Regions from separate parts of the Mus musculus genome. Here all the other regions are linked to region 1. A link is a loop called in an ENCODE intact Hi-C map of the cell type or tissue named here. Cell type or tissue: left cerebral cortex. All regions are shown on one strand. Region 1 overlaps Khdrbs3 (KH domain containing, RNA binding, signal transduction associated 3). Region 2 has its middle 56 kb from the start of 4930504C09Rik. Region 3 has its middle 810 kb from the start of Fam135b. Region 4 overlaps Khdrbs3 (KH domain containing, RNA binding, signal transduction associated 3). Region 5 has its middle 82 kb from the start of Gm31550. Region 6 has its middle 2.0 kb from the start of Gm19782. Region 7 overlaps Khdrbs3 (KH domain containing, RNA binding, signal transduction associated 3).

Region 1 (4,000 bases):
AAGGAGGCCGGAGACGGCTCTGTGGTTGCACGCTCTCGCTATTCCTGCTAAGAACCTTGAGTTGTGTTCCCAGCACCGACACTGGGCAGCTCACTACACCAGCTTCAAGAGATTTGATGCCCTCCCATGGATTCTATAGTCACACATGCAAACACACACAAAAGAAATAAATGAAATCATTGAGAGGATTACTTACTTGTTAAAAACAATAATGAAGGCGACAGCAAGGACAACAGCAGCAGCAGTTTTTGCTCTATGTTCTCTACACACCCAGCCTGCCAGGGAGCCTCGCACAAGCATCACACAGCGGCGCTACAAACACTCCAGAGCGCCGGAACCTGTTTAATCACCATTTGCAGACAGGGGGCTGAGGCGGAGAAGAGTTGAGCCACAACCACAACACATCAAAGGCAGTGCTAAGACATGAGCCCAACTATGCTGACACAAAACTTAACTATCCTGTTCTGCAAAATAGACTGAGTCCGACCCCAGGATCATTTATTTCAGCTAACTAGCTTGCTTGCACACAGTGTAGGAGCTAAGGCAAGGGATTTTTCTAAGTGGTTAACTTCTGTTTATGCTCTCTGGGCACAACTGGACTGAAAGGAAGAGACAAAGAAGCGAGAGCAGTAAGAAAATCCAGTCCCGTTCCCACAGAAAGCAGTTATAACCATTCATTCTGCACTGGTCAACGGGAAAGAGCTGGGGTCTGAAACACAGATAAAACAGGAGGAGCAGCGAAGACCACGGGAAGACCTCACGTTAGATAGCACCGTCACTTCGTCTCAGTGACACCAAATGAGCTCAACAGAGGCAGAACCGTTCCAGTTCAGTTTAGTAGAATTAAATATTCCCAGTTCAATTTAGTAGTTCAAAATATGTCAAGACATACTATTTTAATTGATGATAATCAATTTTTGGAATTCTTATAGTCACTAGATATAGTGATCCAGTATTCAGCACTGTTAAAAAAAATCACCTTAAAAGAGAGGCATGTTTGTTTTTCTAAAACCCTCCTGTGGCTCTGTCCCTGGCACAGGCAGGCCCTCTAACTCACTCTTGTCAATAGCAGCAAAAGGCATGAATAGGCAGAAAACCCCACACCAGCTGACAAACCTTTCTTACTGTTGCTTGCTGTGTATCTCAGACTTTGATATGCATGCCCCAATGCAAACTAACTCTGAGAACTGTAATTCCACTTTGAAGGAACAGACCACAATGGCCCATAGCCACAAGCCAGACCATCCTAGTTAGCTCAGAGTGGTCAATCTAGCGTTTGTAGAGTCTTTCATTAGGTCACAGAGCCTTCTCTAGACTCAAACAGTTAACTGATCCTGTGACCGCCATTACTTTATCTGTAAAATGAGATGAACAAAATTCGTTTCACATAGTAGTACCAGGACTAAATGAACTATGTGAAGAGCAAGCTAGCAACTGTGCACAGCACCCCTTAGGAACTCAGAAGCATGAGCAACTAGACAAAAACATGCCTCTGTGTCCTGAAATGACGGCAAAAGTAGACTAAATTTGAAGGAAAAAAATAGTAGAAATGCATGAAACCCCAAAGAAAGGCAAGCGTGTGCATCAGTGCTAATTTCAGTTCAGGAGTTAAGCTAGGTGGGCAGAAGAGGATCTTCAGCTATGTGGAGCGCCATCTAGTGGAAGAAAAGCAGAGCACAGCTATGTATTATGATCAGAAGAACACCACTGTGAAAATGAGAATGAAAACTGCCCCTCCCCACTCCCTCTAATTTCTCAATGGGACCTGGAACCAGTAGTGACCCCCAAGTGTAGGATTTATGCTGAAGGGAGAGATCAAAGACGTTGCTCGCCCACATCCATGCCCTTTACCACGCCAAAGAAGAGCACCAGTAAGATGCCAGAACACCATTAAGACTCTTAAAATAGCAGCAGAAGCCGATTGGTGAAAATCATGGAAATTTACAGCCTCCCAGCTCAGAGCAAGCTCTCTTGTGCTGCAGTGTCCAGACACGCTCTAAGCTGTGGTCAAAAAAAGGTTTATGGAACTTCATTTGTTAAATTTAGGCTTAGGGTGCTGTGCCCTGACTAGCGTAATGAAATAAAACCAGGGCTGCTGGTTCTGATGGAATTAAAGGGGCTTCCTAAGCCAGAACTTCCAGGGCTGGAAAACTCAGATCACCCTCATATCAGAAGATTATCATGCATAATAATGCTAGGATCTGTGTGTGGTCACTAGACACAGTGTGTTTGCCAAGTGACACCAGTACTCACACACCTGTCTCGGGACAGTCCACAACAGCAGGCAGTAATACTTTAGAACCTATTGTGTGTTCTATATTACATGTGTGTGAACCACCAATCATACTAACAGAGCATTGGGTCCTCAACTTGTGAATGGGCAAATTGAGTGTCTGAGGAGTTAAGCAATTGGACAAATCTGAAGGGTGTCACCTTGCATAATCAGAGAATTCTTTCTGCACCATTTGGTCTTTGTTGGTTGGGTATGGCTACTCCCTAAGGAAATGCCATCCACCAGTCTCCACACTGGCGGTAGGCACAGTCTGCCCCTCTATAGCACGTGGAACCTCTTCTGCTCAGCAGATCACTGGTGCAAGGCTTTGCAGTTAATTAAGCTCTATAGTTAGAGCAGTCGCAGTGCCTGCTTGCACACTACCCCAGGCTCCAAAGCACAAGGCAGAGTGACCTTGATTAATTAGCTGACTCTCCTAATCAGTTTTCTCATCTGTAAAATGAGCTATTCTTTCTTTCCCTTCCCTTCCCTTCCCTTCCCTTCCCTTCCCTTCTCTTTTCTTTTCCTTCCTCATTTTTTTCTTTTCTTTTTTCATTGAGATGGGTTTCTCTGTGCAGCTCTGGCTGTCCTGGAACTCACTCTGTAGACCAGGCTGGCCTCAAAGTTAGAGATCTACCTGCCTCTGCCTCCTGAGTGTGGGGATCAAAGGTGTGTACCAGGACTGCTGGGCATGGTATATTCTTTTAACAATGTTAGAAGAATTAAATGAAACAATATACATAAATCATGAAAATGAGAAAGGGCCCTGGATAAGCAGCAGCTTCAACAATAGTAATTTCAAGTCATATATGTTTAAATATGCTCCCTTCAAGAAAGCCAAGGCTATTGATTGTGGAAATATAACCTTGTGCGTTAGCATTCCCTCATTCCCTCCCTCGCTCACTCCCTCCTTCCTTGCCTTCCTTCCCTTTCTTCCTTTTGAACCTGGCTTTGAAGGATAGGGACTTTCTCATTATACCAGAAACTAAGTAAGAATCTAATACACTCTGAACCAGTTGATTCCTTGGTGACCAAGAATTAAAAACAAAGAGCTCTGTCTGCAGGTTCTACAGGCTCTTTCACACAGCAGGCCCTGAGAGAAGGTTTCAGTAGCACACTTTCTAGGCCACGTTGCCCGCTTTCTCTGACTCTCGGGATGCATACATAAGTAAGACTCCTCACCTTGAACACCCACCAAGGCTCATGCTAGTGTAGCTGGAAAGCTCAGGACACAGTGGGTGGCCTTTCTGTTAAAGCACATTTTCAGACACCTCTTTTAAAAAATTCATCATCACTAACGGAAATTCCTAGTGGGCTTCTACCATAATCAAACTTTTATTTAAAAACAACACTGAGTAACAGCCTTTTACATCCTTTCTTTTTTTATTATTAGACATTTTCTTTATTTACATTTCAAATGCTATCCGGAAAGTTCCCTATACCCCCCTCCCCCCCGCCCTGCTCCCCTACCCACCCACTCCTGCTTCTTGGCCCTGGCGTTCCTCTGTACTGGGGCATATAAAGTTTGCAAGACCAAGGGGCCTCTCTTCCAGTGATGGCCGACTAGGCCATCTTCTGCTACATATGAAGCTAGAGATATGAGCTCTGGGGGTACTAGTTAGTTCATATTGTTGTTCCACCTATAGGGTTGCAGATCCCTTCAGCTCCTTGGGTGCTTTCTCTAGCTTCCCCATTGGGGGCCCTGTGTTCCATCCAATAGCTGACTGT
Region 2 (4,000 bases), 390 kb before region 1:
TTTTTGACTATTCATCCAAATAATAACATATAAAAACAGTACAGATTTTTGTCTGTTTTCAAAGCAGAAATTTAAAAATAGAACCTAGTTCTAAATTGTATGTCATAGTTTCTCTTCTTAATTAAAGGAAAATGGGTCAAAAAATAGCACTTGGCAATGAAACATGGAGGTGCTACAGGTTTCATTTCTTCTTATCACTACCTTCTAAGAAAGTTCCTCGGGGCTGGAGAGATGGTTCAATGGTTAAGAGCAGACTGGTCTTCTGGAGGTCCTGAGTTCAGTTCCCAGAAACCACATGGTGGCTCACAACCATCTGTTGTGGGATCTGATGCCTATTCTGGCACACAGGCATACATGCAGTTAGAGCACTCATATACATAAAGAAAATGAATCTTTAAAAAAACAAAAACAAAAACAAAACTTCCCCATTGGTCTCAGTCTCAGCTTTCACACAACATGTGCTTCAAACATTGACTTCACCCCAAGAGTAATTTTTCCTTTTATATTTTTTCTTTTTAAAATTGACTCCTTTTGAGAACTTCCTATGTGAATTATTCATATGCAGATCTCACCCCCTCCTCCCTCTTTTCCAATTCCTCCAGATATCCACTCTCCCTCCAAACTTCATGATCTCTTCTGAGTCCATTTATCATTGTTCTTATGTGCATGTGTCCAAGACTCACAAAAAAAATAAGCTATAAAATTTACAGGTAAATGGAACTTAGAAATAATAAGCGAGGTAAACCAGATGGAGAAAGACAAAGGCAGCATGTCCTCACCTGTTTGTGGATCATAGCTTTGAACCTGGAGATCTGAGTCTATAACAGAAAGTATCTGAAGCATCACGGAATATAGAAAGAAGTGGACCATAGTGGGGGTTGGAGAAAAGTTCTAGAGAGGGGAAGAATAGGAAGCAAGGCTTTCCTTCTTTCTATTTCAACCCTGTACTATGCAAACTTGCTTTGGGTTTGCATAATATCTAACTGACAAGGCATAAGGACATTTACAAAATTTTAAAAAACTCAGGTATTAAAATATTTTTTTCAGGAAAATGGAATAGATAAGTAAAAGACAAGAAAACTTAATGATGAATATTGTGGTCAAGCACAAAAAATAAAGCATAGGTGATGTAGAGAAAAAAACAATTATTTGTGTGTATAGCAGACATAATTCTTAGTTGGTCTTCACTTCCTTCTTCTACCGAGGCCAAGATAGGTGATTCCCATTCCTATTGACAGGTGACAAAACACATAGAAAGAGTTTATAAAATGTCTCCTCTGAGACATGTGGTCAAATGTTAATGTGAAGCTTCTCATCGTGAAGCTTAGGTGGTTTCTTTCCTTCAGTACTCATCAAGATTTCTGGGGAACCCTCTCTGGTACCAAGTACTGCATCACAGACCATTGGGGCTCTATAATGTCATCATGCCTCTGTGGGTGGGGCTGGGAAAGGATGAAAGGTACAAAATTTAGCATCTCATTTGAAATTTGAGAAGGAACAGTTGTTTTTGTTGTAGATCTTAGGAAGACATGAAGAGGGAAGAAAGGTTTTCTATCCTTCATGTACTTACAGCCTAAGAGGTTAGAGACAGTCAACTTTCAATCCATACAGGAACTCTTTTACAAGCTAATAGAGAGGTGAGCTCCTACTTTGCACTAGATGACCTCCAATATGGCTGGAAATCACCACTACCCAAGACAGTACTTCTGCTGAAGAAGTGTGATCATCCACTGGGTGGAGCTCTGTCCTCTAATCCTAATCACTCCAAGACATGAGGACTTTGGGGTTTAGGCAAATGTCTCCTCTCAAGACCCTTATGAAGAAAAATTAAACTTGTTGCAACAATTCATTGATATCACTTTATTGTTAAGCTAATATTTATTAACCAGTGGTGGAGCAGACATGCAGTACTGGCACTTGATATCTTCTTTGTCAGAGAGCTAGCCTGCCTTCTCCTACCTCCCACTTCTTTTTGTAATATTGATTGGACTTCTGATTAATGAAGTAATACATATTAATTATAAGCACATTAGAATATAATGTAGATAAACACATCATTATTAAATTCTAATTCTGGACCAAGTACTGTTGTTTGCTACATACACTTTAATATACATTGCTTCATTTAAAATTCACAATGACCCTGCAAGGTCATCTTTATTTCTACTTCAGAAAAGCGGCTCAGGATCCAAACCCAAGTACCTACCATAGCCCAAGAAAGACAATGCAACCTACTTAGAGCTAATGTGTCTTAATACTTTCTTCTAAATTTATCTTTTTACATAAACTTCCAATAATATACATGTGTGTAGTGGACATGCATGTGTGTATGAGAGAATGTACCCCTGAATATACGCAGAAGATATAGGAGGATATCTGGTGTCCTGCTTTACCATTCTCTGCTTTATTCTATTGTGAAGACAAAGTCTCTAACTGAATCTGTAGGCATGCTGGGCCAGTCAGTCCCATTAGCCTTCTTATTACTGCCCATCCCACTTCCACAGTGCTTGGGTTACAGAGTCAGACATCCAGGTTGGGCTTTGCACATGGATGTTGGAGGTTTTAATTTTCTGTTGTGAATCAAGCACTCCTACCTGCTTAACTATCTGCCCATCCCCAGAGCAACGTCATTTTTGGTATGAGATTAAGGTCACAATGCATGATATTAACCATAATATACAAGGCAAAGGATATGCTATGGATTAGTTTAAATAAGTCTTCTTAATTAGTTAGTTATCTGCTTTCTTATTAAGATAAATATCATGAAAAGTATTCTTGGAAATTAAATTTGTACAACCCACATGTTTTGTAGAAGAAATTCCTTTGAATTATGAGAGCTGACATGGATAAGCAGAGAAGAAGAAAAGGTGATGGTAAGCATAACCAGAAAGCATTAAATACATTCATGAAAATGTCAAAGAATAAAGTTAATAAAATTGCTGTTTCTTAAGAGTTTTAAGGTCATTGGTGCTGAGTATAGCCCTCCCAATAAATGTTCTATTTCATGTAACATGTACAGCTATGCCAAGACAATCCTTTGCTATTTTTCTATTATTTCTATACAAATGTAGCAATCTTGACTAGGTCATCCTGGCTCCTCATTCCCCAGTAGTAAAACATTAACTAACAGATACGAGATGATACTTAATATTTTTTAATAATTGAATGAATTGAATTGAATTGAATTGAATTGAATTGAATTGAATTGAATCGAACTGAGCTGAATTGAATGTGACTGCAGAGAGATTCTTAAGTTTGCTAGGTCTGCTGGGAAGAAAATAAGTTCAGTAGAACACTGTAGTATGGTCTCTTCTTCCATTTGACTCAAGGGTGCTTGATTTTCCCTATCTGTTCCTAGTTTCCTCTTCAGCATAAATCCTGGTGCAGATGGGGAAAACCATATTCTTTAGACTCCAAAGGGAGTGGAAGGCAACCCACTTCTTCCATGTTCCAGCCAGTTACACGTGTACAGGCTCTGTTCCATTTGAGTGTACAGCATCAGGAGCAAATGAATCATGTGTAGGTGGGGGTTTTGTGACCACCATCAGCTAGACAAGAGATTACTTCAGAGTTCAAACCTCTCTATTCTGTCCAACTCAAGGAGAAGAGAGCTGGTTTGTTTTAATGTAAAATTCAGGTTAAATGAGGAAAAATAGCCCTTAAACAAAAAGGAAGGAGCTCAGTTAGTGGGCAAACTAGTTTCTATTTCTCTAGCCTTTCACAGCTCACATGCAACTAGCTTCCTTGAGGGTCAGAACTGACAGAGAAGGCAGTATTATTTCTGTTTAAAAAGTTTATGAAAGTAGTATCTGAAATTTAGCTTTTTCACTGCCCCAGGAATCTGCAAGCAGTCAGAAACGATATAAATATATAGACCCATGAAGCCCAATCTGGTGTCTCCTCCTATTTATCATCCTCCTGTGATACCACCTGCCTCCCACCCTGTGTTTCAGATTTTCTTAGTATCTCCATCATGTACATACGCTCTTAGATCTACCAT
Region 3 (4,000 bases), 2.0 Mb before region 1:
CACAGGTTAGCAGTTGTGGCGCTTCTAATGAATGAGCCCATGAGATGTCTGGTGTGCCTTTAGTGCTGCAACCTTCCCTCACATTTTTGCTCCCTCAACGCCTCTCTACATTTCCTGCTCATGTACAGATAACAAGCTGATTACTAATTATCACAGTAAACGTGTCTGTGAGTGGATGAATACACAGATAGCTCTACTCTAAAGGTCTATCTTATTAGTGTAAATGTGAGCTCCAGTCTACTTCATTGTGACAGAGCTAGTTACTCAAATAGCCCCCTTTTTCTCAGCATCCACAAGCCTGGCATTTTTGTACACTTCCAGGGATCACTTGAACCTGAGTTTTGCTTTTTCTACTGAAGTTCTCCATAAAGATACCCACCACTCATTTCTGCCTTTGATACAGAATGGCTGTGAACATGCTGAAGAAAAAAAGAGGAGGAAGAAGAGGAGGAAGGGGAAGGGGAGAATGAAGGGGAAGAGGAAGGGGAAGGGGAAGAGGAAGAAGAAGAAGAAGAAGAAGAAGAAGAAGAAGAAGAAGAAGAAGAAGAAGAAGAAGAAGAAGAAGAAGAAGAACAACAACAACAACAACAACAACAACAACAACAACAACAAATGAGAGCAGGAGAAGGAGAGGAAGAGGGAAAGAGAGAGGGAGAAGACCACTTTTAAAGGCTACAGCACTTAGGAATGTAGGACAGGATTTCGGGGTTAAAGCACTTGTCATGCCACTGTGAGGAGCAGAATGTGATCCACAGAACCCACATAAGGCCCAGGTTAGAATGGTAGCCTGCCTGCAATCAAAATGTTGGAAGACAAAGGATCCTGGAAGGAAGCTGGCTAAATTAGACTAGCACAGTCAGTGAGCTCTTGGTTCAAGTGAAAGACATTACTTTAACAGGGGCACTGGTGGTTGGTCTGGGGGGGGGGTGTCTTTGAATATGTTGCCTGGTGAGGACAAAAGACTGAATGTCTAGGATAGACACAACAGCAAAGCACAGAGGATGGGTAACAGCTTCATCCCATCCAAGAGGGTGAAGCCTAGGTCTACAAGTTCATTTGATGCTGACCTGGGTATCTTATTGGGTTCCTAGATCCTCCACTATCTTTTATTGGTTGTGCTTAGAAACCTACCTAAGGTTTCTCCTTGCAATCTCTTCTGGGAACAAGAAGCCACCATCACAGGGAACTCAATTTTGCTTTCTTTGTTTACTCATGTCCTTTTACTACCTAAAAGCTACCTAAAAATAACCCAGGAAGACAACTAACACCATCTTTCTTTACACACACACACAAACTTGCACATGCCTGTTCACCTACACACATGCTAATACATATACCTATAAACACAAATGTGCATATATATATATATGTATATGTATATATATATATATATGCCTCCACCGTTGCTCCAGACAGAACACTGATTTGTGATACTCTCTAGGAGAAATAAGCCCCTCATCATCACCCTTGGAGCTGGTACAAAGAAGAGAGAATAACTTCTAGACATCTCTAAAACTGGAACTACAGATAAATGACTCTAGGAGTCTGGCAACCTATTATTTCAAGGATCTATGTTTCTAATTCTGTAGTCTTCAAGATTAAAAACATGTAGTCCATTAAGTTAACAATATGGCAACATACTGAGAGGGTGTAACCTAAGTCATGCAGCCTCTGACAAATGCTGGACATTCCACAGTTTCCCAGGCAGGCTGGAGATTTTGTGACTTCTTAGCATACACTCCCTACAAAATAATAAAAAATGCCTGTTCTTCTCCATGATCTTCTTGCTAACTCAACACATACAATACTACATTGGTTTGTTTGTAATTGATGCTGGTTATTTTTTCTCTATGTACACTTATCAATTCTAGTTTATAATATACATTTAACAGGATAGATACATCAGCCAGAACCAAAGAAGGATTTCAGCCTCTCTCAGCAAAGGCAAAGTAATTTTTCTACATCTCCTCTTCGTGTGTCCTATTCTTCCAATCAAAAGGTCAGACACAAAGATACCCTCTACCTAGAGGCCTGCCTGGACTTACAAAGGATATTTTCTAAATACATGGTACCTTAATTCTAAATGGTTCTAATGGCATGGTTATGTTGTTAAATTTTCTTATACCCTTATCTTTCTTTTGGTTTTATGTCTCTAGATAGTAAGACCATCACTGTTGCAGTGTAAATGGAAGGCTAGGATGGCTAAGCAAAGATGCTCACATTCAAGAGTTTATGCTGTAGTGGAGTGTTTTGAACTTAGCAAAGAAGCCGCTAGGTGGAGGTGTTGCCTCACATTCTAGGGAAAAGGCACTCTTGTGCTGTCTTCTAGTGCTCCTGTAATATCCATAAAAACTTCTGGACAGGTACATGAGTTCTCCTCTGAGCAGGTGAGTTGATTAGCAATTTCAACTCTCCTAAGGATGGCAGAATCTTACAAAGACTATTAGTCATAAGAATATCTGTCCTTACCACGTAATATATGCTTAGGAGTTCCTTCCCTAGCAAGAATATCCGCAATTGATCTTGTCAGGTAATTTTCAACTATGTTATGCAATTTGTTACTTGACATCCACCTTCTTTGCTTTTACATTGTGACTAAAATTATAATCCCAAACACAGTCTGTCTATGTCTACCATTTCCTATCTTTAGGATTAATATGTTCATAGGTTCTCCAAGGTCCACGGCTTCATTAGGTCTGGTTAGTTGGCTAGCTTTTCCTCTTGGTGAATGGGGTCTAAGTCCAATTACTGAGCTGCTGCTGTAGCAAGCAATATATGCATGCTGCTACTGTATCCCTAGGATTATCATGCCATGTTGGTTGTCCTTGTAGTTCATCTGCATCATAGTTGGGTGTGACTGTTGCTTGAATCCTGCCTTTAGAAACTTGTGAGGCATCTTCTGATACTGTAAAATCTGCTCCCAAGGGAGAAGGCACTTAGGCCAGTTTCAGCTCAGGGGCCTCTTGCCTTGTGTCAGAAGTCCATGGCATGTTCAGCAATAGGGAATTATCTTTTACCTGTAGGGGGCAAGCAAAGGCAGTGGCAATAGTCTGTAACATTTTCATAATCTCTTGGGCAACCTTGATCAGCAACTCAAAAGAATTTCTCTTACCTGGTGTTGAAGTTCCTCTTAGATACTTAGTCTTTGTTTCTTGGAGAGAAAGTTATCAGCCTGGATAAGAAAAATTTATTTGAACTATATATGTTTACTTATATGTAGTTACATACATTACAGGATCTTTTGAGAGGTAGGTTGTTAATAGTACAATTCCTTAGAACATTTTTAGACATCCTTCGTGTTATTTCAACTTCCACTCTACTTATTCCTGCTTATCTCCACTGCCTCCCTAATTAAAGTCTCTAACCTTTCCTCTTGCTTCCTTAACCTGGGAATGGTCTCCTTAACTACAACTTTACTAGACCTTAACTACTAAGAGCTTTCGACACCACTTCTAGAAATTTGGCATTTGGCATTGAGCTCAGACAATGAAGTAGGCTCAGATAAGAATATTAATAACAGTGACCACAGGCTCTGTTTACTACCTACTTAATTATTACCTTGTGTGATCCTTTTACTCACTCCTTTACTTAATTACTCTTTTGGGTGATCTCCTTTACTACTTGGCTTGATTACATTGTTTTTGATCTAAGAACTGACCATGGTTTTTTAATATACCTAGAATGATGTAAAAGCAGGCTGGGGAGAAATAAGGCTTGTTCAGCCTCAATGTGGGCTGGAATCATGTTATAATGTTGTCTAATTGTTGTTCTTCTTTTTCAATCCTCATTCTCTCCTTAGAGACCCTGTTGACTGACTGAGCTGGCTTAGTCACTTCACAATCATTAACTGTCTACTAAATATTTGTTCTTATACCCTCTGATATTGTCTCAGCCCTTATCAAGGAAACTTCTCTTTGCAAGAGATAGAGACCAATCTAGAAAACCATAACCAATCAAAATGCAGAGTTGTGGAACTCAGTCCAAATGGATACATCTGCAA
Region 4 (4,000 bases), 83 kb before region 1:
GGGCTGGAGAGATGGCTCAGTGGTTAAGAGAACTGACTGCTCTTCCAGAGGTCCTGAGTTCAGTTCCCAGCAACCACATGGTGGCTCACAACCACAGCAATGGGATCGAATGCCCTCTTCTGGTGTGTCTGAGTATAATGACGGTGTATTCACATACATGAAATAAATGAAATCTTTCAAAAAAAAAAAAGAATTGTGGTCGTGCATGCACGTGCATGTGTGTTGTGTGTACTCATGTACACACAATTATGTGTGCACTTTGCTACCCAGTGAGTTTAGTCTGTTATGTGAGCCTGGAGAAAGTGGGAAAGGTTTTGAAGTGACTCATTAAAAGTTAACTCCAAAGTCTAGACTGGTGACCTGCCTCTAAGGACAAAAGTGTCTGCCATCTGGATGGCTGACCTGAGTTCAATCCCTGGTACCCATACAGTGGAAAGACAGAACTCATTCTTGCAAGTTGTCTATGGCACTCACACAGCACACACTCACACACCATACCCACACAGTCAAAAAATGTTAAAAGAACAATCACAACAATGCAAAGTAACATTGGAATTCAATGTCTTCACTGACAATAACTTAGTATTCACAATTATTTGCCAAAATATCACAACCTTTATGTTCAAGGTTTTTCTGGCATCCTTGTAGACATTATATATATATATAGGAAATAATATTAACACTCATTATTTGAAGAGCAGCTAAATAAACTCTGGAATACACAAACAATGTGGAAATAAAATAGTATCATGAAACTGGACATATGCTCACAGGAAAAAAATCACACAAATTCCATACATTTTAAGAACCATACACTAAGAAGTAGAGATGGCTTTTTTGACTGAGTGAGGAAAGTGTCCTTAAAAAGAACAAGGTGGAACAACAATATGAACTAACTAGTACTCCCGGAGCTCGGGTCTCTAGCTGCATATGTAGCAGAAGATGGCCTAGTCGGCTATCATTGGGAAGCGAGGCCTCTAGGTCTTGCAAACTTTATCTGCCCCAGTACAGGGGAACACCAGGGCCAAGAAGTGGGAGTGGGTGGGTAGGGGAGGATGGCGGGGGGGGGGGGGGAGGGTATAGGGGACTTTTGGGATAGCATACGAAATGTAAATAAAGAAAATATCTAATACAAATATATATTTTTTAAAAAAAAAAAGAACAAGGGGATGAAAACGGCTCAAAGACACCATGTAAGGAGTCTCAGAACGGATTCAAGCCACACAGCAAAACAAGAACACAGTAAAATCACTCATGAAAAAAATAGCTAAATTGCAGGTTAGAGAAGTCGAGTCTGTGGCACGCACTGTTGCTAGGAAGCCCATCCCTCCTCCTCAGCCATCGGGAAGACCATCCCTCCTCCTCAGCCATCGGGAAGACCATCCCTCCTCCTCAGCCATCGCTCTGCTGGGGAGGAGCTCCTGTGCTGTGTTCTGGAATGAAGGGTAAAGTCCCCCATGACAGCAGCAGCATCTACAGCAGTAAAATGTACCACAGAATGAATGAGGGAGAACAGCAAACCAGCACACCTGATGCTACCATGTCCAGGGAAGCAACATACAGCTCAACAGAGGACACCATGATAGAGCCCAGAGAGGAGCAGGCAAGACCCTGATAGGCTCTCCTGCTTATCTGCCTGACAGTGCATCTTTGCAGAGGTGACTCCAGGTTATACCAGCAGGATCGGCACGCCAATTAACATGGGCCTCTCTGAATTCGATAATGCATGCCAACAGAGAAATCACATTAAACAGGCCCTGAGCACACATGGCCTCTGGACAACTGAGAGTGACAACTAAGCTATGTTGTCTTCTAGAAGGACAGAAAAACCTATAAAGCACAATAGGAAGACCTAAATACACATGTTGCCCACTAGGAAGTTTGAAGGGCACAGAGTCCGTGGGTTCAGTTGAACATAATTATAAGAGAAATAGAAGACAAAATAGCAGCAACAGCAGCTTCCTTGGAAGCAAAGTGCTCAGAATTAATACCTGCTTTGGCACCTTATTCAAATGCCAGCATTTTCAAAGACCATGAATAAAGAGACATACAAAGAAAATGTGAACCACCCTTGTAGAGGCCAAGCAGGCAAAGGTAACTATGTGGAAGAGGACCCAGATGTTACACTTGCAAAAGATAGGTGGAAAGTGAAGTCACTGCTATGCAGGTTGGCTGGAGAAGCTGCCCAGCAGAACTGAGATGGTGGGGGCAGGACCAGGGAACCTGATCAGGCCCTTTAAACACCCCTGCCTGACAAACAGAGAAAGGAGGAAGGAAAACAAACCCACAGCAGCAGGACAGGAGCCAAGATGCACTTAAGGGTGCGACTGAATGGGTGAAGGGAAGGAAGAGAAAGAATAACTCAAAGAAATAACAACTGAAAACATCCCACACGGAACGGCAGTGTACTCATTTCAGTCATGACAGGCACGTGATGGACAAACTGCTCAAAACCAAACACAAGACACAGCAAAAGAGCAAAAGAACAGTGCTGTGCACAGAACCAAAATGACCCCCATGCTCATTATGAGTCATGCAGAGACACACTCAAAGGATAATGGGTACAAATTGTCAGCCAACTTTCATAAGCCTATTCTTCTCCATGTAGGTCAACTAAACTCACTCCCAGAAAAATCAAGATAGAAGCCGGTCTACATTTCAAGAAAGACTAAAGTTAGTTCTTCAATCTTGAAAGAAAAGGTACGGTAAGGCAGCTCTATCACCCAGAAAGCAACACCGGAGACACAAGTGTAAAAACACTGCCTATAAGCCAGTCTCAGGGTCACCAATGTGTAAATGTTCACAAACTAACAGTACACCGTACCATGCAACACGTCAAGAGAACAGCATATAAAGACAGAGTAAATGCAAACTTGGCTTTCCATACCAAAAACCAACACATGTGGTTAAGCTATTATTAGTAGAATAAAGGAGGGAGCCCTACAAGATCATCCTAGTAGGAAAACACAGAGGACTGGATGGGGTGGGAAAGAAGGCAGGACACCAAGGAAAGTGTCTCAGGCTCCTGAATCCCATGTTTAGCAACAGCATGATGCTGATGTCAAAAATTCCTAATTATCTAGGGTTTTATCTAATCTTCCTAATGCCTCTATTTTTTTTAAAAACTATGCTCTAGAAATAGTAGAAATATGCCACAAGTCAAAGAGCAAAATCAATATAAAGAAAACCAGTTGAACCTCTAAATAAGTGTTCCATTGGTAACAATTTCAGACAATATCAAATATTTGGAAACAACTCGGCAATTTAAGAGTATCTGCTGTTCTTGCAGAGGACCAGGGTCTGATTCCCAGCATCCACACAGGAGCTCACAAACTGCAGTTCCAGAGGGTCCAACACTCTCTTCTGGTGTCTGTAGGCACTGCACATTTATGGTACACAGACACACATGCAGGCAAAATACTCATACACATAAAATAAAAATAAATTAAAAAAATATTTGGAACTATTCTTTACATAATAAGTGGTGCCAGGTTATACCCGGAGAAAACTTTCTTTTTTTTCTTTTTCTTTCTTTCTTTTTTTTTTTTTTTTTTTTTTTTTTTTTTTTTGAGATAGGGCTTCTCTGTGTAGACTTGGCTATGCTGGAACTCACTCTCCAGACCAGGCTGGTTTTGAGCTCACAGATGCTCCAACCTCTGCCTCCTGAGTGCTGGGATTAAAGGTATGTGCCACCACTGCCCATCTCACAAAATGTTCTTGAGTTGTTAAAGAATATTGTTTTTGAGAATGAGAAGTACTTGGTATTCAAGAATAGAAGATACCAGTTACAAATTAACTCCAAGCTTATCTACAGATTCAACAAAACATCTGGCAAAATCCTTGCTGAACATTACAGAAGTAGGAAGCTGATACTAAAGTGAAAATGGAAATGCAAAGGAACTAAGAGGACTCTGAGACAGGCAAACCGACCAGGGTGCCTGGCACAGCTAGACTGGGAAGAGAATATAATTTGCAGCAGAAAGGCAGAGGGGGTTTGGGG
Region 5 (4,000 bases), 160 kb before region 1:
ACGTTGGCGAGCCAGTGGTTCATTTGCCGAGTAGGCATGATGGTGAGGTGAGTGTCCTTAAGCGGCCTCCCCAGAAGCAGGTCCTGGAAAAGAGAAAGATGAAGATCGTTTGTACACATCGACAAAGCAACAATGATAACATCTGGGCCAAATGGTGGGTTTCTGGCCAGAGCACCCAGGCGGGGATTCGGCACACACACAGGACACACAGTGGCAGAGGCAGTGCAGCAGAGACTGGCTGAAGTGAGGGCAGAAAACATTGGTGGTGCACTGTGTTCAGGGCTGAATTCAGAAAGGCCATGCTTGTGTCACCCCAACTATGGGAAATAGACGGTAAACTTCTCGTGGGTCTGTCCTGGGCACTTGCCTTTCATTCTTGTCTAATAAGGAGACTGCACGTTTGAATAACCCCTTTAGTAATAAACACCACACCCAGGTGACACTCAGAAGGAATACAGCAGCCCCAGCATGTGGGGTCCCTGTGTCATGCTCCAACTGCACACACCTGTGCTAGGGGACAAAGTGACAGGCTCATAGCTTGCAGAGACCTAGCACCTTCTGGTCTTTCTATTGCATCTTGCTCCACATGTCTCCTGGCAACCTGGTATGTTCCAGCGATAGCTACTAAGTCCCCAACCACACAAGAAGACCATGCAGCCAGTGCCTTCAGCACCTCACACCTACGTCAGCCTGTCAACTCTAGTGTGTCTCTCATCCCTATAGACATGCATGACTGACTTTCACAATCCCATTTCAGCTTCAACCCTGCCTGCTTCCATTGACCCAGTACATCACCCTCACCCAACACCACCTCTGCAGTCACTGTCTCTGAGTCTTTTATTCCCCAAACATACTGGGGCTACCTACATATGGCGCACTGAAGAACCTGACACAAACTGTGTATCAAAGGACTAACACACAGAAATAAAATACTTTTAATATGGCAGCTCTTCCAACCTTTAATCAAGTTTATAAAATGTAAAGTACTCGCTTACGTCTGCTTGAGAGCTTACTGGCATGTGAAAGACAACCCACGCAATGAAGCAGGGGTTCAAATTGTTCCTGGATTGAGTCTTGTCAGCCGGTAATCTCTAACAGAAATAGCGGACTCTTTTGGCTGAAGATGAGAGAGAGAGACCTCTGGCAAGATGGCAGGATCCAGAGAAGCAGAAAAGAGGGAAAGATAGGCAAAGACACTGTGACGCCCCCAAAAAGGTTCAGGGCTCCAGGAGGGAGGCCCTTTACTAATGATTGGTACAAAGCCTGACGTTCAACAGTATCTGTTAAAAGCAAGCAGGCTCCCGGAAGGAGAGAACGGGCCTCAGGATGGGTGAGGATCTCACCCCTGCTATAAGGCACACAGAAGGCAACCTAAACGGAACCCAAGACCCTTATCTCTCCTTGCTCATTCACATGCCTCCAGCCCACCATGTACCAGGTGCCATGAACCCCACAGAAGCAGCAGTACCTGAGTGTTCTCTCTCTCTCTCTCTCTCTCTCTCTCTCTCTCTCTCTCTCTCTCTCTCAACACACACACACACACACACACACACACACACACACACACACACACACACACAACCTGTTTACAAAGTTGTAAAAGAAGACCAAAGAAATCCTGGTACATTTTTTTTTTCCTATCTGATACAAAGCTACCGCATTCCTTCAATCTACCATGCATTGTACCACAGATGTTTATTATTTTGACGGTGGAAAGAAGGTCAAATACCTAGTCACAGAGCATTTGTCAGAATTCAGAACGTTTCAAGGGTCTTCTGAGTGGTGACTGGGTACAGAGATTTTGGCCAGGGAAGAAGGTTTCCTTTTCCTGTGTGTGTGTTGTGCTTCAAGTCTTACTGGAATTGATAGGCAAGTGCTAGATTATGAGCTGGACCAATGGGGCAAGGGAACGTGGTATCTGGGAGATAGCGGACAGACAGGAAGGGGTCACAAGGAGTGAGGTGTCTGTGGAACAACAGTGAGGCTTCCGCGCAGTGGGCAGGCGAGGAGCAACCCCATCTGCAGGCAGAGGCAGAAACAGCAGCAAGACACACAGCCGAGCACTAACTGGAAGAACTGAAAATGAATTCAGCCTGGGAGGGGATCTCTGAAGGTCAGGGTTGGAGGTGGGGTGAGCTCTTGGAACTAGGAGTCCTCCTAAGGAATTAGAGTCATCTGCAAGTGACTGCAATTTCCCATTAGATAAAGAGGTTGGGATGGGATGGGAACCGACTTACAGCATCCCTTTCCCAGAATGACAAGGTCTACTTTAAAGCTAAGAATGAGCTCTCTCCTTCCTGTCCCTATAGAACACTGCATAGAGGACATAAACCTTATCTTATTCCCTGCAGATTTTGAAAACAGTGACTTAGGGGCAGTTGGATTTCTGACTGTATTTCAAAGCCATCAGTTTTATATGGGGCCTTTCTCTGTAATACAGCATGATGGGTATCTCTATGTAATTTTGAGCTAGATGGAGAAGTAGGATTATCTGCATTGTAATTATTTCCATGACATCTCTTCCCCCACAGGGGCCTCTCGGCTTGCCTCCCTGTGCCTTGGGCATGGCTCGGTTCTCTCTTTGCTGACTGACTAAAGCCGCCTGAGGCTGTGTGCTGAGCCAGCCTGGAGACAGCAGGGCACCTACCCGAGTTCTCCACTCTTCATTTGCTGGGCTCTAGGAGGTTTGTCCTGAGTTCTGGGTGGAATTTAGTGCATGGCGGTGTGGTCTCTGTCTGCAGAGCAGGCAAGCTGGAGGGAGCTCCTGCACACCAGTCTCGTCCCTCACCTACTAGCCCAGCTCATCTCTCCCATTCATCATCTAACATGGTTGCCAACTGCTCCAGGATCACACCGCCTTATGCGAACACACAGCAACAGAAGAGAATGAAAGACCTTTGACCTTGTTTTGAGCATGCTTTAACCTGCAGAGCTCTATCAAGGCCGATATCTGGGTCGTGTTCATTTCATGGGTGGGGCCCCTACAGTAGAGAGGAGGTTTCACTCAAGGTTACCATGCTGGGTGATGGGTACTCCTATAATGTGGCCTGTTCTGTGTGAAGATATCCTCTTTCATCTGGCCCTAAGCCCCTGTTGCCAACTTCCTCTTTCTCTAAGCACCCTGCCCGGGTATGCCATCCCTCTACAGGCATCTACAAAGCATCTTACTTGTATATGTCCCAGGCCATGCTGATTGGCACTTTGCTTCCTAATTTTCACAGCAGACTTGTGACACTTTCAAGGGCAGGAACTGTCTTTGTTTCCATATGCTTTCCACCTGTTGCCAGACAGATACTCAGAAGAGAATAACCCCACGTGAACACTAAGAGTGACTTGACTTGAAATACTTATTAACACATGATGTTCAGGACACGATGTTTTCATTGAAAAGTCAATGGATCTCCTTATGCAGAAACGTGGGGCAGGGATGGGGAAGGGAGGAGCAGGGACAGTCACGATGTTTGGCTGATGACTGGTGGGATAGAAGGGAGCAGACAGCTCCCCATTGTGAGAAGCCTTCACTCTGATGAGACCAGTGTAACAAGGAGACCAGGACAAGGCAGTGTTTGAAAACCTCAAGGCTTCAGACCCCAGCAGCTCTATTCAAACCTTGCTTCTATCAGCTATGAGGATTTAGAGCTAACGTAATGACCTCACCTTCCGAAGCGTGGTTGCTTCCTCTATAAAATGCAGATGGCAACACTTATAGTAATTAGAATTCAATGAAACAGTTAACAGGAAGTGATAAGCACATGCTTGGCCACTGATACAGCTTGCAACTACTATGCAGTGACATCAATACCGAAATCAAGTAACAGTCACAAAATCAGCTCTTTAGAGAGGGCAGAGGACTGCAGTATAATTACCACGGGACCCGGGCTGAGTTCAGAGAGGATGATGGAAGAGCTAACAGTAGAGAGGACACTGAACTGAGTCCTGAAGGTTGGGGCCAATGCCATGTGCAAAAGGGCAGGGAATACTGATTCACTAGAACGATCAG
Region 6 (4,000 bases), 990 kb before region 1:
TGTAGAATTCTGGCACACAGACAAAACACAATTCATTTCAGGAATCATAATTTCTTCTCCATCTAAAGCGATATAAAAGGCTGATGGAAGATGCTCTTGGCAGTGTGTTAATGGATGCTAATTAAAGTCCTGCTTTGGACCAAAGGAAACAGCTGAAGAAAGCAGAACACAATAGAGCCTCGCAGATGGCTCCTGGAACAAGCAAGGTGGGCTCGGTGATTAAGACACAACACTGTGGAACTTCAGCAGCTGAGGCAGTTCTGTTTGCCTCATGTAGACACAGTATGAAGGTAATTATTCATATGTAAATGGTGTGAATTTTTTCTCCATTTTTAAAAGAAAACTGTCCTTATTCACTATGAATGCAAGCTGTAACAAGCAAATTCAACTAAACATCATCCTGTCGATTTTGTGGTTCCTTGCTTCTTTCTCTTCCTTTTTTTTTTTTTTCTGTTTGTAATGGAACTCCCTTTTTTAGACATGGCTTTGCAAATAAAAAGCATATAACATCTGGAACTTCTTAAAAATCAATTTCTTTTTCTCCTTTATTTTTCTGTTCTATAACTAAAAATGGACTTTCCAATTTGCATCCTGCCTTCTTCCCCTCCCTTCCCTTTGTAAAATAAATAAATAAATGCCACCTGGTCTAACAGCTCAGTTGCCCATTATCAGCCTGAGGCAATCCAAAGCTGCCAGTTAGTCAACGCAGAAAATATGGTTTCAAGAAGAAATGTGAACAGAGCCTTTGCAGTAGTGTAGTTTGGCATCCTGCCAAATCACAGACCCATGCAAATATGGTCCCACGTCCTAGAGACTTGGAAGAAATCCTTGCAATCTGGGCTTTGGTATATTAGCACCTTGACTTTTTTCTAACAAAGATGTCTCCAAAATTCAACAGTTTCATAGTTAATAAAACACATCAATGGCTCAGAAAAGCAGATCAGCACTCTGATGGAACTGTGGGGTCCTTGAGAAGATTGGTTTTCCATGTGTTCATATTCCTGGGATCACATGGTTCTGGGGCATCACCAGCTACTTATTGTGGTACCCCATAGGAACTACAAACACTCAAGTCAACACTTATTAGTCACTGATAATCAGTGTCACCAGACAGATGACTCATAAAGCATAAAAGTTGATATCTTAAATTATAGTCATGGGAAGTTCAGAATCAAATGAGCTCAGAAAATTCCACTCTTTCAAGAAATTTTCCAGCATCTACTTTTTGTCACTTTTCTCAATGTCAGACACTTAAGTAGTTATGACTCTGCATAAAAACTGATGACACTTGCATGGTATGGGAATTCAAATTCAGGATCCTACTCTTACACACATCACACATTGAGCCACATCTCCCACCCTCTTCTTGATCCTAAATATTTGCTACATTCCTTCTGTCTTCTGTAACATAGTACTAGTCATTGAGGTTATAAAAGGATAGACAACATTTTTAATAACACTATTGTAGAACATGTTAAGATAATGAATTGTTAAGAATGATAGTCATCTTCAGTGACTTCTGTAGCAGAAGCAAACTGTTTGAATACAGGAAGAAATCAAGACAGAAAAGGTACATGTAGATCTGGAAGCAGTGCATCACAAAAGGAATGCTTTCGAAATGGAAGGTATTTGCGATAGATTTTAATCAAAAGGTAAAAATATGGCTAGTTATAGGAGGTGAGGGATAGGGTGCAATGATTTTAAATTTGTCATTTTGTTATATTTTTAAAATGTGTATGGTGTTTTGCATTTTATTTTAAATATAGATGTATGTGAGGCAAGTATATATTTGGTGCCCATGGAGGCCAGAAGAGGGCATCAGATACCCTAGAACTGTAATTATGGTTGGGAACTGCCCTGTACATGCTCAGAATTGAACCGGGTTCCTCCGAAAGAGCAGACAGTACTCTCAACTGCTCAGCCATTTCTCCAGCTTGGAGCAAGCATTTTTAAATAAGAGGGCAAATGATTGAAAGTGAGATTTGTATCCAGGCACTGCTTTCAGTGAATCTTAAATCACCTCATCTGCCAAGAACCATACTCACGGTATGGGGAGTGGTAGAGGATGTTTCTTGATTCTTGCTTGATACCCACTAAATCTTTCAAATTATGATGGCTCCTAATATTAAGGCAGGGAGCTGAAATTTTTCTTCATAAAACTATAGGGAATCATTGAAGAATTTTCAAACAGAGCTGACACAGTATTGGATATTTGTTTTAAATTATTCATTTGACAAATGTGTGGAAAGAGAATTGTAGTAATACAGGTTTGAGTCAGAGGCCCATTGGAGATGATATTATAGTAGTTCAAATGATAAGTCTCTCAATAGGGAATCATTCTATTAAAGAAATCACCTCTATGTACCCTGAGCATTAATCAAACTTGGGCTAGATACCAGTCCTTAGGATTGGATCACTTGGTGGCTGTAATTATTATTGTGAGATAGAATATGAGGGGTAGGTTTATATTATCTATAGGAGAACTCTATTATACCTGAATATATACCTGTTACTTATAGCATATAGTGTATTTTAATTGTTATGAATTCATTGGTTCTAAGTTTGTGATAACTCTTTATTATATCATATAGTTAGTCCTTTGAAAACAATATACTGAGACCTGAAGAATGGCTTAGTGGTCAAGAGCAAATATTATTCTTGCAAAATATCCAAGTTTAGTTCTTAGCATCCACAGCTGTGGCTCAATACTATATAGAACTGATCTTCCAAGAGCCTGATGCCTCTGTTCTCCATGCACAACTGCACACATAAGCACACACCTACATATAGACACATTAACATATACATAATTACAAATAAATATTTTAAAGCAAGTAGATATGAATTCCTTTTGCATTGTCTTAGAGATGAACAACCAAAAGCACAAAGAGAAGAAAGAGTGTCCATATTTCATAACTCTTTAGAACAAAATGAAAGCTGCCAACAAACAGAATGCCAATGTTGCCAACGAATCCAGTATCTACAAGACAAAAGGGAAGCCTGTTGTCTTTTCCTGGCTCTTCTTTTCCACCTTTACATTGTGAATACAAACTGCACAGGTTAGTCTTTTATAGATTCTTTTGAATTGCTGAGTCCATTTTGGAGGAAGAGGAGAAGATAAACCAATACAGACGATTATTTCACTTCACAGGTCAAAATCTCTAAATGATGGTACATAACATCTCCAAGTCTAAGAGCCTCTAGTAGGCTTTCTTGTAGGCTGTGACTTTCACTGTTGTCACCTTGGCAATGACCCTTGCTTTTCTCAAAATCAGCCACAAAAAATTAAAGCTTGCAGAATGTTAAATAAATAGTTTATGAACTCTAAGGTGTAGGAGATTAATTCCCCAGGAGACACCTGAGGTGGAACACTAAATTTCTTTAGGCCCCTGTCACCTTTTTCATTAAACAAGTGTAACCAAATGCTACCTCCCAAAAGGTTCCCTTGAAGCGAAACAGCATGGGTTTTCAATGCACAAACATGCTTCAATCTCACTGTGATGATTATTCTTGCTTGTCTGCTTGCCTGGATCTGAACTCAAGTAAGAGATAACATGCTAGACACACTTATGGGAAATTTTCTTGATCAGGTTATTTGAGATAGGAAGAAGCAACACAAATGTGGGCAACAGTTTCCATGGACAGCTATATGACAGTGTGTCCTAGATAACAATTTTGATTTCTGTCTCTTTGCATTTGTGTCTTGCTAGTCACTTTCATCTTCCTGGTTGATGGTTCTATCTACTCTGCTCTTGTTACTGTTGATGTTGCTGCCATTATGGCTACATTCCTTTAGTAATAGCAGAACCCACTTTCTTCAGACTTATTTTGTGAGCTCAAGACCAGTGGCTCACCAGAAATCTTTTAGGTCTTCAGTACCACTTTAGGACTTCCAGATCTGGCCATGAACCCCCACCTATACCTGTAATTAAGGCCATTCTATCTCCTTGTGCATTAGCACAGAAGACAATCTGTTGTGCCTGGTCATTGTACCCCTATT
Region 7 (4,000 bases), 150 kb before region 1:
TAGAAGAATCTTGACAAAATAAAATTAGATCCTGAGTAGAATCAGGCATTCAAAAAAATCACAAATGGGACCTTTGTGTGTGCTAGACACTGAGCTGAGAATTCAGACTAAGAAACAGGGTGTGGAATCTGCCCCTGTCAGCAGCACAGGCCTATGGATGCCCACACAGCTTCCTCTTCTGAGGTGGGAAGGGAAAGCGAAGACTATTCAACACGGAGGAGAGGAGCTGGGGGATAGTGCGGGAGGAAAGCAGGAAGAGGTGAATGGGGTCGAACTTCAAAGTATTTCTTGGATGGACTCTTGAAAGCCAGTTCCTAATTTACCTACTATACGGAAGGCATTGGTGCCTAATATATAACTATGTACTTAATTTATAATCATATTATATACACCATATATCGGACTCTGCTCCACAAACCTCTGAAGTAGATTATATTAATTTCTTTTTATTCTTCAAAAGTGTCGCTGTCTGAGGTTAACCTTACTGTGCAGGAATGACCACGAGAAGACCGAGGCTGGAAGGTCAGTTGGGTCAGCCCGATGCTCACAGCAGGCTGCATCCCTCATACCTGCAAAGCTGTGGAGTCTGGCAAGTACCCTTTGGCTAGCTGAGTGTCATACAGCTTGCTTGTTGCTAGCAGGTTTTCACCTCCTCTCTGCATACAGAACACATGGCCAGCCTGCTTCTTTGGCAGCTGTCATGCCCTTTGCAGCGAGTAGAAAAACTACCTTTGTCTTAAGAAGTCTTTCTTTCTTCTTTCTAAAAATTCTTGTTCTTGCCTTAGTGTCTTTCTCAGTGTTGCTGTGATGAAATACACTGACAAGGGCAATTTAAGGGAAAAAGGCTTCATATGGGTTCTGGTTCAGGATGTATGGTCCACCATAGCAACATGGTCAGAGCAGTCAGGAAACAGGGATTGATGCAAGCTAATTCTCAGCTCCATTTGTGCAGCTCATATAGTCTTGAGTCCCTGGTCTACCATTACGATGGGTCTTCCCATTTCAAAGTGATATGGGACAGCATCCCTAGAGAGGCCCATTTTGCAGGTCCCCAGTGACATGGAACACCATGCCCAGAGAGGCCCATTTTGCAGGTGACCCTAGATGCTGTCAGCCGACAACTATATACCCCTTACTGTGCTTTCCTACTCTGTAGTCTGCTGGGCTCCTTCTGAAGTGCGAGGCTGGATCCATCTCTTGGCCTTTGTATCTTTTTTTTTTTTTTTCCTAATACTTTTTTTAGCTTTACCATTTCCATCCCACTTCAGAGCTGGTTTGGCCATTATGGGGCATGTCTTCTTATCCACATGGATATTAATTACAAAATCATCCATTCTATGAGAATTATTCTCTCAAGGTATGCCATTTTTAGTATGCTGAGTCTGGTGTTTCAAAAAAGCTTTGCAAATGTTGGCAATGCAAGAATTCTTGCTTCTCAGACTCTCAGCTTGCTTGTCTGTCAATAAAACACCCATCTACACACATGCACATACTCACTCACACACCCTTACTTAAAATACTTTCTTGTGCTAGAAAGGGGTCAGAGTGCTAGATATTCAGATCGCTTATCTGTTGGGGGGAGCTGTCATGGTTCTCCTGGAGCATGGTGCTGCCAGGCCTTATGCAGACACTACTGCTCGGCACTGGTGGGCACCGGAGACCAAGCCAGGCAGACACTGCTTCAGAAGCAGCTCTTGGAAGCAGCAGAGACGACTCCCTCAACCCTGGCTGCCTGTGCGAGGGCTCTTCCCCAGATGCTCACTCTTTATAGTACCTTCTCTTAAATATGGTTTTGCTGCCCCTTGCCCCACCCCATGGGTTTATCTGTTTCCTCACTCTTTCTTTGGGGACCTTCTAAGACTTCCTGAGAGTTCATGGGGTAAGATTCAAGAAAGCCTGGGTGGTGGGTGGAAGAGATGTATATTTTGATTCAGCTCTGTGTTTTTCTTTTTATTCCGTTTAATTTACTAATCCTTTGAGTCCTAATTCTGCAAGTCTGTGAAGGGGGGCACACTGTTTAATCATCAGAACAATGTGACAGGTGACATATGCCTTGCCATCACACTGCTCCCCGTGACTACATCATACGTCAGAACTCTAGAATCAGGGTTCCCGGCAGTTGGACAAGAGCATGGGGACTGGAAGTGATCTGTACCCCAATGAAATCTCAGTGAACGCTGTAACTATTCCTTGTTCCTGTTGTTCTGACAGCTTTGGGCAGTAGCACTGCTGACTGCCCTTTCGAGGTCAGATGACTAAGGACTACATCTTTGGGATAGAGTTTACAAGGCTGATTTTCCAATTATTCAATTCGTCTCTTTAAGGAAAATCTTTCTGAATATATTATCATCAAATAATAAGATTTAAGCTAATACTTGGTAAATTCTTATTATGTGACATAGGCAATTGATCTAGAGCAACTTCCCTGATCAGTATTTCTGTTCTACTAAGAGTCATTAATCCTTACAATAATAATGGAGAATTTCTATAGATAAAGCAGAATAAATGAAAAGTAATATTTCAAATGAAATTTTGGGAGTATTCTTATTTTTCCATTATCACAGATAAGTGAAGATTTGAAATTCCTTAAGGGTAAATAGCTAAAAAATATTTCAATCTACTTTCAATAAGAGCCTTCCTTACCTAAGAGTTCTTTCATAATATTTAATGGTATTTCCTCAGGAGGACATTGGATAAAAAGCCACAAAATCAGGTTGTAACAATTGATGGAAGTGGCTCTAAGTGAAGTCAGGCCGGCCTGCTCACCCCAGCTATGCTGCCTCTTGGCCTTTCCTGGCTCTCCGCTCACCTGCATTCCCACAGGGACCCTGCACCTCAGGGCTAATGGCACCTACTGTGGGGAAGGAGATCGAACTGGCCTTACTTAGAGCTACGTTCAAGTGAGATGGGGGAATGCTATCCCTCTATAGTGGAGGATTCCCACTGCTCCCGGTGACAGACTAGCTCAGCCTGAGAGGACAATCCATTTCTTGAGAAGTGTGCACATGTAGAACACAATTTAGACAAATTGCCCCACCCTGGTGCTGCCTGACCCAGGGATGATCCGTCTTTCTCCCACAGACTACTGTTACATCTTTTAAATGGCTCAGAGCCTCAGCTTTCAGTGTGTGTCCTGAGAACCCCCAGGATTCATGAAGTAAAAATGTTGTCACAATAATAAAAACTCGAGATGCTATTTGTCTTTTCCACCCTGCTGACATTGACACCAAACCATGTGGGTAAACTCATAGTGCTTTAGCAATAATTAAGACAGTACCAGCAAACCACACTCTGCCTTGAAAAAAAACCTGCAAGTCACTGAGTCTGAGCACTGTTAGCCATGAAGTCCTTTCTAATTAGGAAAGGCACATTGTTTTTTATCGTCGTAATGCTTCTGTACACGTAACAGACAAGAGTACACCATCAGCATAATACATCTGCATGGGGAACAGGATTCTTGCTTTCCTGCAAGCTCTCTTTATTTCCAGTCTAAAACAGAATCTACAGCATTTCCACTGTGTGCCAGCAATTTAAATAACATTCAATTGAAAAGGCCAGGACAAATTTATAGGCTAATCAGGAAATCCCCCTGACTCTATGAGAATGGTGCAGTAGCCCTATCAGGTCAGGAAAATTGAAGGTCCAGTTTCCTGAATTACACACCTTTCAGAACTGTTAAATCTGGCTGGGAGATATCACATCGCTCAGAACATCCACTGTGGGACTGATAGGGGGTGTGGGGGGTAAAAGAAACTGTCAAACAATTTTAATGTTCTTCTTAAGATACAAAATAAAATTTGGTAAAAGTGATAAATAAGAAGTAGGTAACTTGGGCATGTTAGGCAAGCAGCCTATCACTAAATTTCATTCTTACTGTTACATCACATCTTTTAAATGGCTCTTTAAAAGATGAACTTTTAAAGAACTTACTCTTATACTCCAAAAATAAGAATAAGGAACTTAAAACCATTATGATATTTAATCTGTTTTACTCATTTTA

The links. A loop is a pair of places that touch in the nucleus more often than their neighbours do. Peaks named below come from ENCODE experiments on the same cell type or tissue, not always from the same donor. Only the 100,000 strongest peaks of a DNase experiment are listed, where the experiment ranks them.
Region 2: it touches region 1 in a loop (7-fold over the local background); 12 of 42 quality-filtered maps call a loop at or near these places.
Region 3: it touches region 1 in a loop (6-fold over the local background); 20 of 42 quality-filtered maps call a loop at or near these places.
Region 4: a loop joins it to region 1, with 3.0 times the contacts of the local background. A loop is called at or near these places in 6 of 42 quality-filtered maps.
Region 5: a loop joins it to region 1, with 2.5 times the contacts of the local background. A loop is called at or near these places in 9 of 42 quality-filtered maps.
Region 6: it touches region 1 in a loop (5-fold over the local background); 10 of 42 quality-filtered maps call a loop at or near these places.
Region 7: it touches region 1 in a loop (4-fold over the local background); 9 of 42 quality-filtered maps call a loop at or near these places.

What each region holds. Positions count from the first base shown.
Region 1 is chr15:68,935,095-68,939,094 of GRCm38, reverse strand. The region is part of intron 1 of Khdrbs3 (KH domain containing, RNA binding, signal transduction associated 3); the gene reads right to left. Among named protein-coding and RNA genes, the nearest start is that of Khdrbs3, 8.7 kb to the right of the region's middle. In left cerebral cortex, CTCF peaks have their summits at 372 and 1,656 (motif pointing left); DNase peaks (open chromatin) are centred at 1,672 and 2,415; H3K4me3 peaks cover 2,003 bases; H3K27ac peaks cover 314 bases.
Region 2 is chr15:69,324,475-69,328,474 of GRCm38, reverse strand. No RefSeq gene overlaps it. Among named protein-coding and RNA genes, the nearest start is that of 4930504C09Rik, 56 kb to the right of the region's middle. In left cerebral cortex, a CTCF peak has its summit at 1,733; a DNase peak (open chromatin) is centred at 1,718.
Region 3 is chr15:70,919,357-70,923,356 of GRCm38, reverse strand. No RefSeq gene overlaps it. Among named protein-coding and RNA genes, the nearest start is that of Fam135b, 810 kb to the left of the region's middle. In left cerebral cortex, CTCF peaks have their summits at 2,259 (motif pointing right) and 3,000 (motif pointing right); DNase peaks (open chromatin) are centred at 2,280 and 3,016.
Region 4 is chr15:69,018,151-69,022,150 of GRCm38, reverse strand. The region is part of intron 4 of Khdrbs3 (KH domain containing, RNA binding, signal transduction associated 3); the gene reads right to left. Gm31550 (a long non-coding RNA gene) reads right to left here. Exons shown (of 2, transcript XR_384163.3): 1 at 1-4,000. Among named protein-coding and RNA genes, the nearest start is that of Gm31550, 2.7 kb to the right of the region's middle. In left cerebral cortex, a CTCF peak has its summit at 132 (motif pointing left); a DNase peak (open chromatin) is centred at 2,377; H3K27ac peaks cover 712 bases.
Region 5 is chr15:69,097,024-69,101,023 of GRCm38, reverse strand. It overlaps a transcript of Khdrbs3 not described here. Among named protein-coding and RNA genes, the nearest start is that of Gm31550, 82 kb to the right of the region's middle. In left cerebral cortex, a CTCF peak has its summit at 2,009; DNase peaks (open chromatin) are centred at 716 and 1,047.
Region 6 is chr15:69,920,199-69,924,198 of GRCm38, reverse strand. No RefSeq gene overlaps it. Among named protein-coding and RNA genes, the nearest start is that of Gm19782, 2.0 kb to the left of the region's middle. In left cerebral cortex, a CTCF peak has its summit at 1,804 (motif pointing right); DNase peaks (open chromatin) are centred at 104, 788 and 1,851; H3K27ac peaks cover 177 bases.
Region 7 is chr15:69,082,107-69,086,106 of GRCm38, reverse strand. All of the region lies in intron 7 of Khdrbs3 (KH domain containing, RNA binding, signal transduction associated 3), which reads right to left. Among named protein-coding and RNA genes, the nearest start is that of Gm31550, 67 kb to the right of the region's middle. In left cerebral cortex, no CTCF peak of the experiment used is centred here; DNase peaks (open chromatin) are centred at 1,493 and 1,642; H3K27ac peaks cover 488 bases.